Linked DNA regions of Homo sapiens: regions 2 and 3 are each linked to region 1. A link is a contact called in ENCODE Hi-C or POLR2A ChIA-PET data. All regions are on one chromosome and are shown on one strand. The core of a region is the stretch at or near the end of the contact, and the rest is flanking DNA. Distances in the headings are between cores, read along the strand shown.

Evidence for each region. Hi-C counts contacts between places; a loop is a spot of excess contacts on that map. ChIA-PET counts read pairs that join two places held with the same protein, here RNA polymerase II (POLR2A). Pooled maps may share reads with other maps.
Region 2: a map of Right ventricle myocardium inferior shows a loop between it and region 1 (4-fold over the local background). The contact joins the enhancer-like site here to the promoter of LOXL1 in region 1. A Hi-C loop is called at or near these places in 2 of 168 maps with a recorded cell type or tissue (Right ventricle myocardium inferior and right cardiac atrium) and 5 of 50 pooled maps. POLR2A ChIA-PET finds 5 or more read pairs at or near these places in 1 of 52 experiments (AG04450).
Region 3: a map of chondrocyte shows a loop between it and region 1 (2.8-fold over the local background). The contact joins the promoter of INSYN1 here to the promoter of LOXL1 in region 1. A Hi-C loop is called at or near these places in 1 of 168 maps with a recorded cell type or tissue (chondrocyte). POLR2A ChIA-PET finds 5 or more read pairs at or near these places in 2 of 52 experiments (A673 and PC-9).

The regions. Positions count from the first base shown.
Region 1 is chr15:73,923,076-73,927,711 of GRCh38, reverse strand. It overlaps LOXL1 (lysyl oxidase like 1), which reads right to left and starts at 1,250. Exons shown (of 7, transcript NM_005576.4): 1 at 1-1,250. The coding sequence starts at 928. All of the region lies in intron 1 of LOXL1-AS1 (LOXL1 antisense RNA 1), which reads left to right. RefSeq lists a silencer at 1-2 and enhancers at 1-744, 3,783-4,636.
Region 2 is chr15:73,714,464-73,719,099 of GRCh38, reverse strand. It overlaps CD276 (CD276 molecule), which reads right to left. Exons shown (of 10, transcript NM_001024736.2): 10 at 4,586-4,636. Among named protein-coding and RNA genes, the nearest start is that of CD276, 32 kb to the right of the region's middle. Within about 2 kb of position 2,524, at least 3 of the 41 ENCODE cell types and tissues checked have a DNase peak (open chromatin) inside an H3K27ac peak, as active enhancers do.
Region 3 is chr15:73,751,243-73,755,878 of GRCh38, reverse strand. It overlaps INSYN1 (inhibitory synaptic factor 1), which reads left to right and starts at 2,528. Exons shown (of 3, transcript NM_001039614.3): 1 at 2,528-3,769; 2 at 4,182-4,636. RefSeq lists an enhancer at 3,638-4,411.

The DNA.
Region 1 (4,636 bases), core at 1-2,500:
ACCAGCCCAGGCGTGGGTCTCCGCCATGGGCCTGCGCCGCCTCGGGACCGGGGTCAGGGTAGGCCTGCTCGAAGCCGGGGGTGCCCTCGCTGTACAGACTGTGCGAGTAGCGGCGGTCCAGGCCGTCGGGGGGCGGCGGCGGCGGCGGCACGTAGGGCCTCTCGGGGGCCGGGTAGAAGCCCTGAGGCGGGTACTCGGGCAGCTCTTCGCCGCCGCCGTACTCCTCGTAGCGCGCCCGGGGCTGGTAGGGGTAGATGACCCCCGCCGAGGCCACGGCCGCCGCCCCCGCGCCCACGCCGCCGCCCGCGGGCCGGTAGTACACGAAACCCTGGTCGTAGGTCCGCGACGCGGGGTCGTAGTTCTCGTACTGGCTGACGAAGGGCGCCTGCGGGTAGGGGAACTGCTGCGGGTAGGAGGGCTGCTGGCGGTAGGTGCTGGCGAAGGCCGAAGCCGAGACCGAGGAGGCGGAGCCCCCGTGCCGTTGCTGGGAGACGGAGGTGCGGGCCCGGGCCATGCCCGTGCTGTCCCCGACGGCCACCTCGCGCCAGTTGTCGGGCACCTGGCCAAAGCCGAATGGGTGCCGCGCCTGGCCGCGCACGGTGTCCGAGCCCACGCGCCCCGGCAGGGGCAGGGACGGCGCCTGCCGACGCCGGGGGCTCCCGTGGCTGCGCCGCTGCTGGGCCTGGGGCGCGCCGGCCAGCAGCACCCGGGAGCTACTCTCGGAGCGCTGAGGTCCGGCCGGCACGTACTCTGAGCCCGAGTTGAGCAAGCTGTACACCTGCCCGTTGTTCTCCCACTGGATCAGCTGCCGCCAGCGGGCGGGGTCCGAGCCCTGCCCGGGCTGCGCCTGCTGCCCGTGCACCAGCACGCACAGGCAGGCGCCCCACACCAGGGCCCCCAGCTGCCGGCTGCCTCGGGCCAGAGCCATGGTGACCCCTCTGCAGAGGCCTGGTGGACAGAGAGGCTCTCAGGAGTGGCCCCCTGGGCGTGCTTCTCTTCCCACGGCCTCGAGGACAGGAAGGCTCCTTGCTTGCCCCAGCTCTAGCTTTGTCCATGCTGGCCTTGTCCCGAGCGGGACGGCTCCTCCGATGACAGCATTTCAAGGCCAAGGGGTCAGGGCAGGGCAGGGGCGGTGCCCAGGGCTGCACGAGGCTCTCCGCAGGGCACCGGGCGGGCAGGACCGCCTGTGGGCCTTACATGGCCAGCCCCGCACTGGCTGGCCGCTCGGCTGGCGCTTTCCCACTCTGAATGAATAAGCAACAGGCTGGGAGCGTCGGGAGGCTTCGGCCTCCTGGTCCGCCTGCTGGGGCCTCCTCCGCGGGGCCCTATGGCCCGCCGGCTTTTAGCTATGCGCCGGTCCCACAGCTGCAGTGCTCCCTCAGTCCCTGGAGTTCCCAGCCAAGCCACAGACCTGCCTCTGAGGAAGGGAATCGAGCAGGGAGTAGGAGGGGACCTCTGGGGACTCGGGCCTGGTAAGTGGGGCTCTGGCAGGCAGAACGGGGCTGGGGTGTCAGCACCACCCCGCCCATTCCTCTCTGCTTTGGTCACAGCATCCCTGGTCTCCACCTTGCTCACTGGCTTCTCGTTTGGGCTGGAATGGGCCTCTGACTCCTGTCTGCCCCAGCCTCCTTCCCGTACTCCCGGGTTCTCCCTTTTCCTTGTTCCCTAAAGCCAGTGCTAATTAAGACACACCCTCTTTGCATGTTCCTTCCACCATTATCCCACACCCTCAATAGGAAGAAAAAAAAAAAAAAGACACACCCTCTTTGTTGGTGGGCCTCCTCGGGGAGATGCTGAACAGGGACCACTCTCTAATTCCAGGTCCCAGGTGCACCGCAGCTCTTGGGCCTGCGAAGAGAGGCACTGGAGCTGCACCTTTTCCCTCGTGGCACACCTCAGGGGCTTACTTTCCCAGTCTGAAGAGTGGGGTGTATCCCTGAGCTGAAAAGCACTTGTGAGATCCTGGGAGAGATCAACTTCCCAGACATCACGTATGGTTTCTGTCCTACATCTCTTGGCTCTGCATAGCCTGGGAATAACTTGAGTGTACACATGGATAAAATGAAACTGGGGGCTGTCTTTGATATGGGACAGGGGTCACTGTGAGGCAGAGAAGCCAGTAAGCATTGAACAACAGAAGGGGGTTCCGGAGACCTGGCCTGGTCCTGTTGCTGTGTGGCTTAGTCCCTTACTCTATCTGATCCAGGTGCCACGGCTTACCAATGGAAGATTAGGCCAGATGGCTCCTGAGAGTGCTTTGGGAGATTCTCTGTTCCTTCTGGGAATGGCAGGGATAGGAGGGGGTCCCAGAAGTTTGAACGCTTTGGCATCCAAGAAATCACACTCCAAATACTGCTCTTCTGGCCTCCCCTGGGCTGCCTTCTCCAACCGTGTTCCTGGGAACCGAAGGGCAGAAATTGCCCTCTTGGGCTTATAAACAAGGTATGAAGGACCTGTCCTTAATTTGGCTCCTGTATATTCTTTATTTTGGAAATGCCTGGAGCCCACCTAGAGAGGAGGCAACTAGAGTGGACATTCTTTGGGAACTATAGACCTCCCAACCCCATCCTTGCCAGGCAGCATTTGTTCACCCATTGCACTGTTCTTCAGGACTGAGGCTTGGACTCCAGCATGTCTCTACCCTTTAAATGCCCAGAATCCAGCCCAGAGGTAGGGGGCTTCCAATACCTCCTGGCCAGCAACTTGTCAACGCTGACACCTCAGCTCCCCAGCATGGGGTTTCCATCTCAGACTCCAGACAAGATTCCTCCAAAGAGCCACTGGTGTGACTGACACCAAGCAAGATGCTGAGGCAGGGCTTACTGAGGGCCGGGACCTGGAGGGTTAAGCCTTCCCTCCCTCCTGCTTGCCCCCTGCAGTGTTGGCCTCAGCTGCTTGGAATCCCTGGGGTCCTGTAGGGCCCTCCCGCCAGCCAGATGGGCAGCTGCTGCAGCAGAGGAGGGGGAGAAATGGAAACAGGCCTCAGGGTACCCCTAGGCAGGGAGGGAAGGGAAGAGGAGTGGAGGGAGGACAGAGGATGGCTGTGAGGAAGGGAACTCAGTTGCCCTAACGTGAAGGCAGGACCCCTCGCCTTGACTCGGACAGCAGGGCAGGGGCTGCCTCAAGGCTTTGGATGTGGGGGGATCAGGGCACATGCCATTCCACTCAGCGGGCCTCAGAGCCAGCTCTTGGCGTGAAACCTTACCCGATGCTGGCTCCTGCTCCTCTCTCTTTTTTTCTTAATAAGGTCGAATCAGAGTGAGTCAGAGGAGCCAAGTTTCCTGTTAGGCTCTATTTGAATAAACTCTGCTCTGAACATAGCCTGGGCCTCTGCACAGACTCCCCTGGCCAGGACTGCGCTCCTGCCAGCCATCCCTGCTGAGATGGAGACCTGGGGGTCCACACCATGACTTGAGCTAGGGACCTGGCCTGGCCCAGCCACTCCCCGGGGAAGCTTTTTAAGCTCTCAGAGCTTCAGAGTCCCGTCTGTGACCTGGGGGTAATCATACCTTTCTTGTGGCATATTTGAGAGGATGGAATGAGAGGATTATGAAAAGTCCCCAGCACAGAGCCAGACATGTGGCCACTATTTTCCTTCTTTCCTCTTGACTTGTGAGAGAAGGGAGGGATTTATCTCTTGGGGTTGACCCCCACTCCCACTTCCTCTGTCTTTCCTGTTTTTATCTGTCTTCAGCATCTTTCCTTGCTCAGGGTGAACCTTGTGCAGGGGGGCCAGAGGTGGCCCCTCCACCAGAGCTGTCCTCTCCCTTCCTCTCTACTCCCTCCTTCTGACCTCATTCTACTTGGGTTTAGGTCTCCTGCAGTGGCTGACAGGCCCAGCAGTTCTGTGAGCCCAGGGGAGCCTGCCTTCCATCACCTCTCCTCATGCTGGGCAAGGCCTTGCCTTGGTGGCTGGAGGTGTCCTGGCATCCTTAGGTTGAAACCTGCAGGGTGGGGTCCTAAAAGAGACCTGGGCAGGTTATGGAGGGTGCAGAGCTGGGGTCAAATGAGGGCGTGGACTCGAAGGCTGAGCTGAGCCAGAGCTGTCTGGGGTGAAGGGCAGCTTCTCTCTCCGCCTGTCCCTGCAGGCTGGGATTCACACCCACATTTTTAAGACCCAGGCATGTGCTTGAAGCTTGTTGCCAGTTCCTGGCACTAGGAACCGGTGTCAAGGGACCCTCGGAGGGGTGGTGATAGAAGGATGAAAGAGCCTGTTGATTGCGCATGACTTTATTAAGCCCCTGCCACGTGCTCAGCTCTGTGTTGCCGGGGCTCCCACGGAGCAGCCAGGGTCCTGTGACCCTGTCATGGAAGGCTGAGTTCTGGAAAGTCCATGGGGGAACCAGGAAGCAGCAGGCCTGACCAGCAGCGGGTCTGGGGAGCAGAGAGGGGTCAGGAGCTGTGGGATTCCTCCCTTGCTTTGCAGAGGGACGTACTAGGAGGCCCATGGTGGGTCGGAATTTTCTGTGATAGTGGGGATGCCAAGAGGGAAGGCCCCAGAGCACCCAAACCCTCCATCTTCCAGGCTGCGCTGTAGATGGGTTTGGGGCAGCACTGGGAATCCAAGACCCAACCCAGGCAGCTGCTGCCTCTGGAAAGCGGGCTGGAGGAAGTGCTGAGTGAGGAGGCTGGGCGA
Region 2 (4,636 bases), core at 1,275-3,774, 210 kb after region 1:
GCTTATCTAAGAGGTGGGGTCTCAAAGGTCTCAGCTCAGGGCTGTCTTCTGAATCCTATTTTACATTAATTTATAAGCCAGACTAGAGCCACTGGCATATGCACATCAAATACTTAGCAATAAACTCAACCAATTGCATCAGAACTTCTGGGGATGGAGCCCAGGCACCATTTACAACTCCCAAAGTGATTCTAATGGGCAGCCAGGGTTGAGAACCGCTGGACTAATGGGATCTGGAGCTGTATCACTAGGAACATAGTGCCCTGGATGCAGGAGGTGAGAGGTGATCTATCATGAGCTGAAGCATCGTGATCCATGCCAGAGCCTCAATCTGCAAGGGACACGGATGAAACACATCCAGAGGAGAGCGCTGGGGTGGAGAAATCATATTAGCTAAGGAAGCTGAGGTGCAGGGGATATTTTGCTGCTCAGATGCTGGAGAAAGGCTGGAGGCAAAGGTCACAGTCCCTCTGTCTGAGGGCTGGGTTATGCCTCCTCTATGAGACCCAGGTGTTTCTCTGTGCTAACAAAGAGCTGCCTCATTAGTAATGAAGTAGTGTCACCATAATTACCTGGAGCTGGCAGTGCCAAAGGTTATGAATACTCTCTGACACAAGTGCAAGAGATTTAACCTAACCTGAGCCACCTGCATCCAACAGGATGCTGACCAGGCACAGTGGCTCTTGCCTGTAATCCCAGCACTTTGGGAGGCCAAGGCAGGAGGATTGATTGAACCCAGGAGTTTGAGACCAGCCCAGGAAACATAGCAAGATCCCGTCTCTGCAAAAAAAAAAAAAAAAAAAAAAAAAAAAAAAAAAATATATATATATATATATATATATATATATATATATATATATATATAAAATTAGGTGTAGTGGCAGGCACCTGCAGTCCCAGCTACTCAGGAGACTGAGGCAGGCAGATCACGAGCTCTGGAGGTCGAGGCTGCAGTGAGCTATGACCGTACCACTGCACTCCAGCCTGGGCAACAGAGTGAGACCTTCTTTTAAAGAAAAACCCCAAAGATGCTGAGAACCTCCCCCCATCAATTATGGTGCTGCGGGTGCAGGGCTCAACCCTGGCACACACACACTCAGAACACGGTGCTCGGCCCACATAATCCACTAGGAGGCAGACGCACTCCCCCAGGACTGGGGTCCCGGGGACGCAGATAGCTCCTGGAAACTGAGGCAGCGGCAGTGACATATGCTGAAGGGCAAGGTGGTCCAGAGCGGGTGGAAGGGATGACTGCAGGCCCTGTACACTACCAAATCAGGCTCCACTCTGAAGTCTCTGAGAGACCAACTGGATGTGAATTCCAAGCACCATCTCTGCCCTGTCTAGAATCAGTTTTTCCAGCCACCCTAAGTTTTCTTCACTTGCATTCTTACTGCCACAGGGACTGGCTAAAAAGGCAGCTGAAACAATTGGTAACACTTAAAATGTATCCAGAGATCCCACTTCTAGGGCTCCATACTGTAGAAACTCGAACACAAGCCTGCATTATTTGTGTCTAAACTGTAGGAACTAGCAAAATATAGGCTAGAACAGCAGTACTTTGAGATACTATGTAGCCATTTAAAAAGAACGAGGGAGGTCTTTGCAAGAAGCTAGATACAAAATAGCATGTACTGCAGGATTCCATTTATATGAAGTTCAAGAATAAGTAAAACTAATTGGTGAAAGCAGCCAAGTGGGCGGGGCTGTTGCTTGGGTAGGGACACTAGGGAACTTTCTGGAATCCAGGAACTGTTCTATATCTTGATCTGGGTAGTGGTTACATGGGTAGAGATTTGTGTAAAAATTCATGGAGTCATACACTGAGGATTAGCATCTTGTAAATACTAGAGGTATGTTACACATCGATATAGAAGGTAAAGAGGACAAGGACACTTCTATCTAGAAGAAGTGACTTGGGAAAAGAGTAAAGAAAAACAGAAAAAAGGGTTGCATGATGTTTATGATATTTTTGTAAATGTGTAAGACTGATACAACAGTCTAGAAGGTGGCCAGTCTAATAGCAGAGCCAGGATTCAAAGTCAAGTGTCCTGACCCCCAGCCCAGGCTCCTGCTGCCCAGGGTCTGCGAGTGTAAGCAGAATGCTCCAAACACACAAGTAGAAGAGGCAGGATGATCCAGGTGCCCTGGCCACACCATTTTAACCCCTCCTCCCAGTCTCCTCCTTCTGGGTGGTGAGTAGTCAGATCCACTGGTCTTCAAGCCCTGGTTACAAATGGTCCTGGAGGCGAATTCTGGTCACACCTTGAGCCAGGCAAATGAACCTCGCTCTGTCCCCTCTTTAATATGGATGTGACACCTGCAAGCTATAGCTTGTCGCACTGTGAGAATTATTTCTCCATTAAAATGTAGGAGTTGGAGCTTTGCCCAGGAAGGGCAGCTAAAAATACTGCTGTCCAGGGCACTTGTCACCAGAGGACTTAGTTGCCACTCTCTTTACACCTAAGCCTCCAGGCAAGTCCCACACCTGCTGGGTCCGTGCCCAGAACACTTGATACAGTGTCCTGTCTGAGCCTTATCCAGCCCTGTCGCAAAGAAAAAGCATGGGTTCCTGTGCCTGTTTTACAGATGAACAAACTGGGCTTCAGAGAGCTTGTTCCAAGTCACTGTGCTCAATCTACAAAATCACCTAAGGAGCAACAGCGCGTGGGCCTGACTGCAGGGAGGGAAAGAATAGCCCCCCACATGTGCCCAGCACCTAATGGTTTGCAGTGTCTTTTTATTTTTATTTTTGAGATAGAGTCTCACTCTGTCACCCAAGCTGGAATGCAGTGGCGTGATCTCAGCTCACTGCAACTTCCACCTCCTGGGCTCAAATGATTCTCCTGTGTCAGCCCCCTGATTAGCTGGGACTACAGGCACGTGCCACCACACCCGGCTAATTTTTTTGTATTCTTAATGGAGACAGGGTTTTACCATGTTGGCCAGGCTGGTCTTGAACTCCTGACCTCAGGTGATCTGCCTGCCTCAGCCTCCCAAAATGCTGGGTTTACAGGCGTGAGCCACTGCATCTGGCCTAATTGCAGTGTCTTCTCACCCACTGCTTTATCCAGCCCTCTCAACAGTGCTTTGAAACAGGAACTATTACTGTCTCTACAGGTAGGGACTGAAGCCCAGTGTGGTGAAGCAGCAAGCTCAAGGGCACACAGTGGGTTGAAGGGGCAAAGGCATAAGTCTTTCAATCCTAATACCCACCCAGAGCACCGATGACAGGACCTCAAGCAACATGACTGATCTCACCCCTAGAGCCATCAACTTTATAACAAAGCCTCCAGTTTGTAAAGAATGCCACATACTTTTTGGGAGATGACTTGTCACCCCTATCTAATGGATAAGGAAAGTAAGGCTCAGAGGTATGAAGGACATGGACACAGGTTAGCAGCAGAGCCAGGATTGAAAGTCAAGTGTCCTCACCCCCAGCACAGGCTCCTCCTGCTGCCCAGGGTCTGCAAAGCTCCAGGCTGTCCCAGTGCCAGGACACTGTCATCCAGGGGCAAGCGAACGCAGTATCCTAGGCAGGTTCCCATAGCCCTGAATCTGGCTCTCTGGAAGCCTGTGCGCCTCCTCTCAGTCTTTCAAAATGGAAGGTAGTTAAAACCTCAGTCCTATTTTTCTTTTCTTTTTTTTTTTTCTTTAGAGACAGAGTCTTGCTCTGTTGCCCAGGCTGGAATGCAGTGGTACAATTACAGCTCATGGCAACTTCGACCTCCTGGGCTGAAGATCAAGTGATTCTCCCACCTCAGCCTCCTGAGTAATAGGACTACAGGTGTGTGCCTGTAGTTAATTTTTTATTTGTGCAGAGACAGGGTCTTGTTATGTTGCCCGGGCTAGTCTTGAAATCCTGGCCTTAAGCGATCCTCCCACCTCAGCCTCCTGAGTAACTAGGACTACAGGTGGGTGCCACCGCACCTCGCTAATTTTTTATTTCTGTGCAGAGACAGGGTCTTGCTATGTTGCCCAGGCTAGTCTTGAAATCCTGGCCTTAAGCGATCCTCCCACCTCAGCCTCCCAAAGTGTTGGGATTACAGGCATGAGCCACTATGCATAGGTGGCTATTTTTTGTACAAGAAAGCCAAGGCTCAGAGAAGGTAAATGTCCTGCTCAGGGTCATAGGGCAGAACTATGTCCTGGGAATGGACCTCTGATCCCTGGCCTGGTGCCCATCCAATTGAGTCAGCCAGAAACAGCATTCAGAACTCTTTTCCTGGTGCCAGCTTCTTACTGGGTCTCAGCTTCACAGTCTCTAAAATGGGTTCATTAGTAGAGGCCCTAAACAAGCCTAGGTTTGAGTTTTCTGAGGCAAAGAAATTGAGTGATGCTTCCAGTGGGAGGAGCCCCATACAGTGACCAAAGGGCCTGGCTTTCTGGACAACCAACTTCACTTTACCCAGAGGGAAACTGAAGCCAAGGAGGGAGCCAAATGGCCTTGGGGATCCAGTGATTTAAGGACGGTGAGATAAGGAGGGCCAGGCTTCCCTACCCCAGCCTGCAACATCCAGGAGAGAATCCTGCTGGTTGAGTCCTGGGGCCCACCCTGCTTCCAAACACTTCACAGAGAAAAAGCTTTTTACAAAGACATTTATTTTCCCCAAAATATACCCCCAGTTTACAAAAT
Region 3 (4,636 bases), core at 1,279-3,778, 170 kb after region 1:
TTCCACAAAAGTGATTGGTGAGACTGTGTGATTCCACTTATATGAGGCACCTAGAGTAGTCAGAGTCACAGAGACAGAAGATAGAATGGTGGTTGCCAGGGGCTGGCGGGGGGAGGGGTGATGGAAAGTCACTGTGAGATGGAATAAGATAATGCATGTGGAAGTACTTGGCCCAGTGCCTGGTGCCTGGTAGGTGCTCCACAGAGAGTGGCTGCTATCAGCTCTTAATCACAGAGTTTCAGTTTGGGATGATGAAAAGGTTCTGGAGATGGGTGGTGGTGATGGTTACACAACAATGTGAATGTACTTAGTGCCACTGAACTATGCACTTACGAATGGTTAAGATGGTAGATTTTAGGCCGGGCGCAGTGGCTCACGCCTGTAATCCCAGCACTTTGGGAGGCCGAGACAGGCGGGTCACGAGGTCAGGAGATGGAGACCATCCTGGCTAACACGGTGAAACCCCGTCTCTACTAAAAACACAAAAAAATTAGCCGGGCGTGGTGGTGGGTGCCTGTAGTCCCAGCTACTTGGGAGGCTGAGGCAGGAAAATGGCATGAACCTGGGAGGCGGAGCTTGCAGTAAGCCGAGATCGCGCCACTGCACTCCAGCCTGGGTGACAGAGCGAGACTCTGTCTCAAAAAAAAAAAAAAAAAAAAGGTAGATTTTATGTTACGCATATTTTGCTACAATTTTTTAAGTGATTGGTGGGCCCTCTGGATCCACCCCATCAGAAGAACATCTCCCCAACCCAGGGCAGCTGGATTCCCACCCTCACAGCTTCTGGTTCTCCAAAGGCAACCCCTGAGCTGAATCTCAAGGAAGTAGGAGTCAGTTCCCCCAGCAGCCCCCTGTGAATACATCTCTGAGATAACTCAGAGACCAAGGAACATCATTAGCACCCACAGTACCATCACTGTCTCTGGAATTCAAGTCCCCCATGGGCCAGCCTAAAACCACCACCTAGCCCCACCTCCCTTGACCCCTCCTCTGCCTCTAGTTCAAGATCTCTGCTTCCCCGCCACTTAAACTTTTGAAAATGTCATCTGTACTCACTCCTGTTCCTCACTGTTGGGCACATAGTCCTCGATGCCCAACAGTTTGGTTCCTGTCACCTTCTACCCTCCAAAACCAATTGCCCCTGCCATGTCACCCGTGGCCTCCTGAGTACCAAGACAAATAGACACTTTCTGTTCCTTCTCTCACAGCCACTCCCTGCCGCGTTCGACACTGATGAGCACTTGCTTCTCCCAAACTCCTCCTACTGGGCCTACATAACTCTCCACTTTCTGGTTCTTCTCCTATCTTTCTAATCACTCCTCCCTCTCACTCATGGACTCTTTTCTGAGGTTCCAGCCCAGAACTACTGCTTTTGTTACTTCTACGCAGCGTCCCTGTTCATCTCACCCCTCTAATGATGGTTCAAAAAAAAAAACAAACAAAATGTTACTCTCAAGCCCCAGCCTCTCTCATGAGCATAGATTCATAGACTCCACTGTCTTCTGGCCAACGGTGAAATAGCCTCCTAACTGCTCTATCTCGGTGGCACCTCCTCACACCCACTCACAATGCCCCAGAGGGGTTTCCTGAGAAGGCAAGCAGGCCCAGGTTCCTCCCAATATCAAAGCTCCCTCCGCCCCGGGATAAAATCTAAGCTCCTAACCATGGTCTCTGAGTCTCTCTGTGGTCTGCAGTCAAAATGGTATCTAAAAGGCCCCAGTTAACTTAAACTCCCCTCCTCCCATTTCTGCTTCTGAGCCTGTGCTCCCACCCTCCTCCCTGCCTGGAATGCTGATCCCCAACCCCCCACACTGACAGTCACTCCTACTCCTCCTTTGAGATTCAGCTCAGGGGTGGCCTACCTGGCAGAACCCGCCAGGCCCTGGCCTGAACTGCACCACCCAACCCACACTTCCCTACTCCCCTGTTAACATTGCTTCCAGAATTTGCCTCTGTTGTGACTCAGGAGTGTCCCCGAGCCGTGAGCTTCCTGAAATGCTCTGGTGGCCCCGGAGCCTAGCATGGAACCTGATGCACAGAAGGCCTCTAATACATGAGTCAATTGTTGAATAGCTGAAGGAAACGATGGGTGTCCAAGACAGCCTCCAACCCCCAGCCCTGCCGACCCAGAGCTTGGCACACAGTAGGTTCTCAGGAAAGGTTGGCAGTATTCTATTTTCTGAATGAATGTGATTTCAGGCAAGGTCAGGGGCTGGGTTATGTGGGTGGTAGAAGGGAGGGTCTGGATGCGGGAAACGTGGCCAAAAGGGAAGCTTGGGGGCAGTGCAGTAGGGGAAGGGGGCAATGGGGGTGTCTGGAGAGGTGGGAAAGGAACGAAGTCCCCAGAACGCTGTCCCTCCGCGCCCCAGGTCAGCCGGCGTGGGGTCCGGTCAGTCCGCCTCCAGCCCCGCCAGCGAGACCCTTCCCCCTCGCCCGGGTGGCGAGACCCCCCTGGCTCGCACGCTTGGCCCTCGGGGTTGGGAGGCGTGTGTGTCGCTTTAAAAGCTCCCTCCCGGCGCGGCGGGCCGGCCCCTTCCCTGACAGCGCCGAGGCAAGCGGAGCCAAGCGAGCCGGGCGGCCTTTAAGGGAGCCAGCGCCCGCCCGGGCGGCCAGTCCGGCGGGGGGCGGCGGGGCGGGCCGGGGGCGGCCGGGGCGCGGGCGGCGCGGCGCCGCGGCGCTTGGGGAGCGGGCCCAGGCCCCGGGAGCCCGGCGGGGCAGGGCAGGGCGAGGCGGTGAAGGGAGGCCCAGCCCCGACCCGGCGCCTGTTTGCCCCACCGGCGGCGACCCGGCGCCCGGGGGCTGCTGAGGCGGGGAGCCGAGAGCGAACGGACGGGAGGTAGCGGAGCCGAGCGGAGGCTGCGAGCCTAGTGCGCCCCGGCCCGGCCCGGCCCGCCGCTCGCCCCCTCCCCTCCCTTCCCCTCGCCGCGCCTCCTCCCCTCGCCTCTTCTCGCCTCCTCTCCTCTCCTCCGCCCGGCGCTGCTCCCGCCTGCGCCCGGGCCGCCGAACCCAGCCCGGCCGGGGCCCCCGGCTTCGCGCGCTCTCGGCTGGGCCCGGCGGGGACCGGGTCCCCGCGGCTGACATCGCCCCTCCTCGGGGACCCGGTGGATTCCGGACCTTTCGGAACGTGAACTGAGCCGTGGGAGCGGTCTCGCCCAGGGCCGACCGCGGGGCTGGGCTGAGCAGACCCTCGCGGCCGCTCCGGACGCCGCGGGTGCCGGGGCACGGACGTTCTGGGTCCGGGCTGAGCGCGTCCCGGGCGCCCGGCGGTGCCAGCTCACTCCGGGCGGGGTAGGGCAGGGCAGACCCCAGCGGAACACGGACCCGGCCGATCTGGACTGGACAGAGCGAATCCCGGACGGTGCAGAGCCCGGGGAATGCCGGGCGTGGGCTGAGGGGATCCCGGCGCCCTCCCAGCCCTCCGACTTTGGCTCACGCGCTGGGACCTGCCCGGCGTCTCCTCGGCCTCCCCGCGCCCCGGTCACCTGTGGCCTCGGAGCCCCAAATCTGCCGGACCCTCGCTCATTCCCGACCCCGAGCCTGGAGAGGCTTGAGAAAGATTTTTCCTGCCCCCTTCCCTGGAGCGCGGAGGCCCCGCCCCCTCCCACCGCCCAGATGTCTCCGGTCACGGCTCGGAGGACCTCCCTGAGGCCCGGGGCCGAAGGGTCCAGAGAGAGAAGCCCGCCCTAGGGAGCCTTGGGGGCCCCCCAACTCCGTCTTGGGGCTTGGCCCCCGACGCTGCTTGGAGGGAAGGCCGGTGCCCCCACCCTCGGTGAGTCCAGGAGTGGGGGTTCTGAGGGAAGGCGGGGCTGGGGGAGGGAGGGTCCGCTGGGAACGAGGGCACCCTGGGGGCGCTAGGAGGGAGGATGGGTGACTGGAGAGGCCCTCTGGTGAACCAGCCTGGGCAGGCCTGGCTGGGGGGAAGGTGGGGGGGGAGGGCGGGAGCTACGGCCAGGGTGCCCCGTAGCAGGCTGAGGACTTCTGCTTCTAAAGCAGGGGCTCCCTCCCTTTCCCTCTAGAGGAGGGGCTGTGCTGTAAACCGTCTGCCTCCACCACCCCTCCCCACAAAGAAAAAAAAATCCCCAGCGAGGAAGGGTGCAGGCTGGCGAGAGGAGGGAGGCAGCGGCATTGCCGGCTGGTGCTGCAGCCTGGGAGGGCTGACGCCAGGCTCGCTCTCTCCGCAGGGGGCTGCCCTCTTCCAATCCAGCTCCCTCCCCAGAGCTGCCCATATCCGGAGCCCCTTCCACATCTGGAAGACCCTGGCCACCATCCCTCTGCAGGTGTCAGTTGCATCCAGAGACCTCTGCCTTTGCAACTGCCTAGGAGTTGTGAGGGGATCCCTGCTGCCTTCCCCCATCCCAAGGGCATCTCTTACCCTTAGTCCCTGCAGAGTCATCCCCCTGCCTCTGTGTTCAAGCTCAGGCAGAGATCAGCTCTGCACACCCACAGGCACTTCAAGACCTGGAGGCCACTCCTGGGACCCAAGGTCCCTCCCCCTCCTCTCCTGTGTCCTCACCTTGACCCCCTCTGCTAGACTCTGTCTCCCTCTGGGTGTCCCACTCTCCACCCAGAGGCAGAGGAGGCTGGGTGGCAGGGGGCAGGGGCTGGTTGAGGGCCGCCCAGGGCCAGGGTGGGCTGG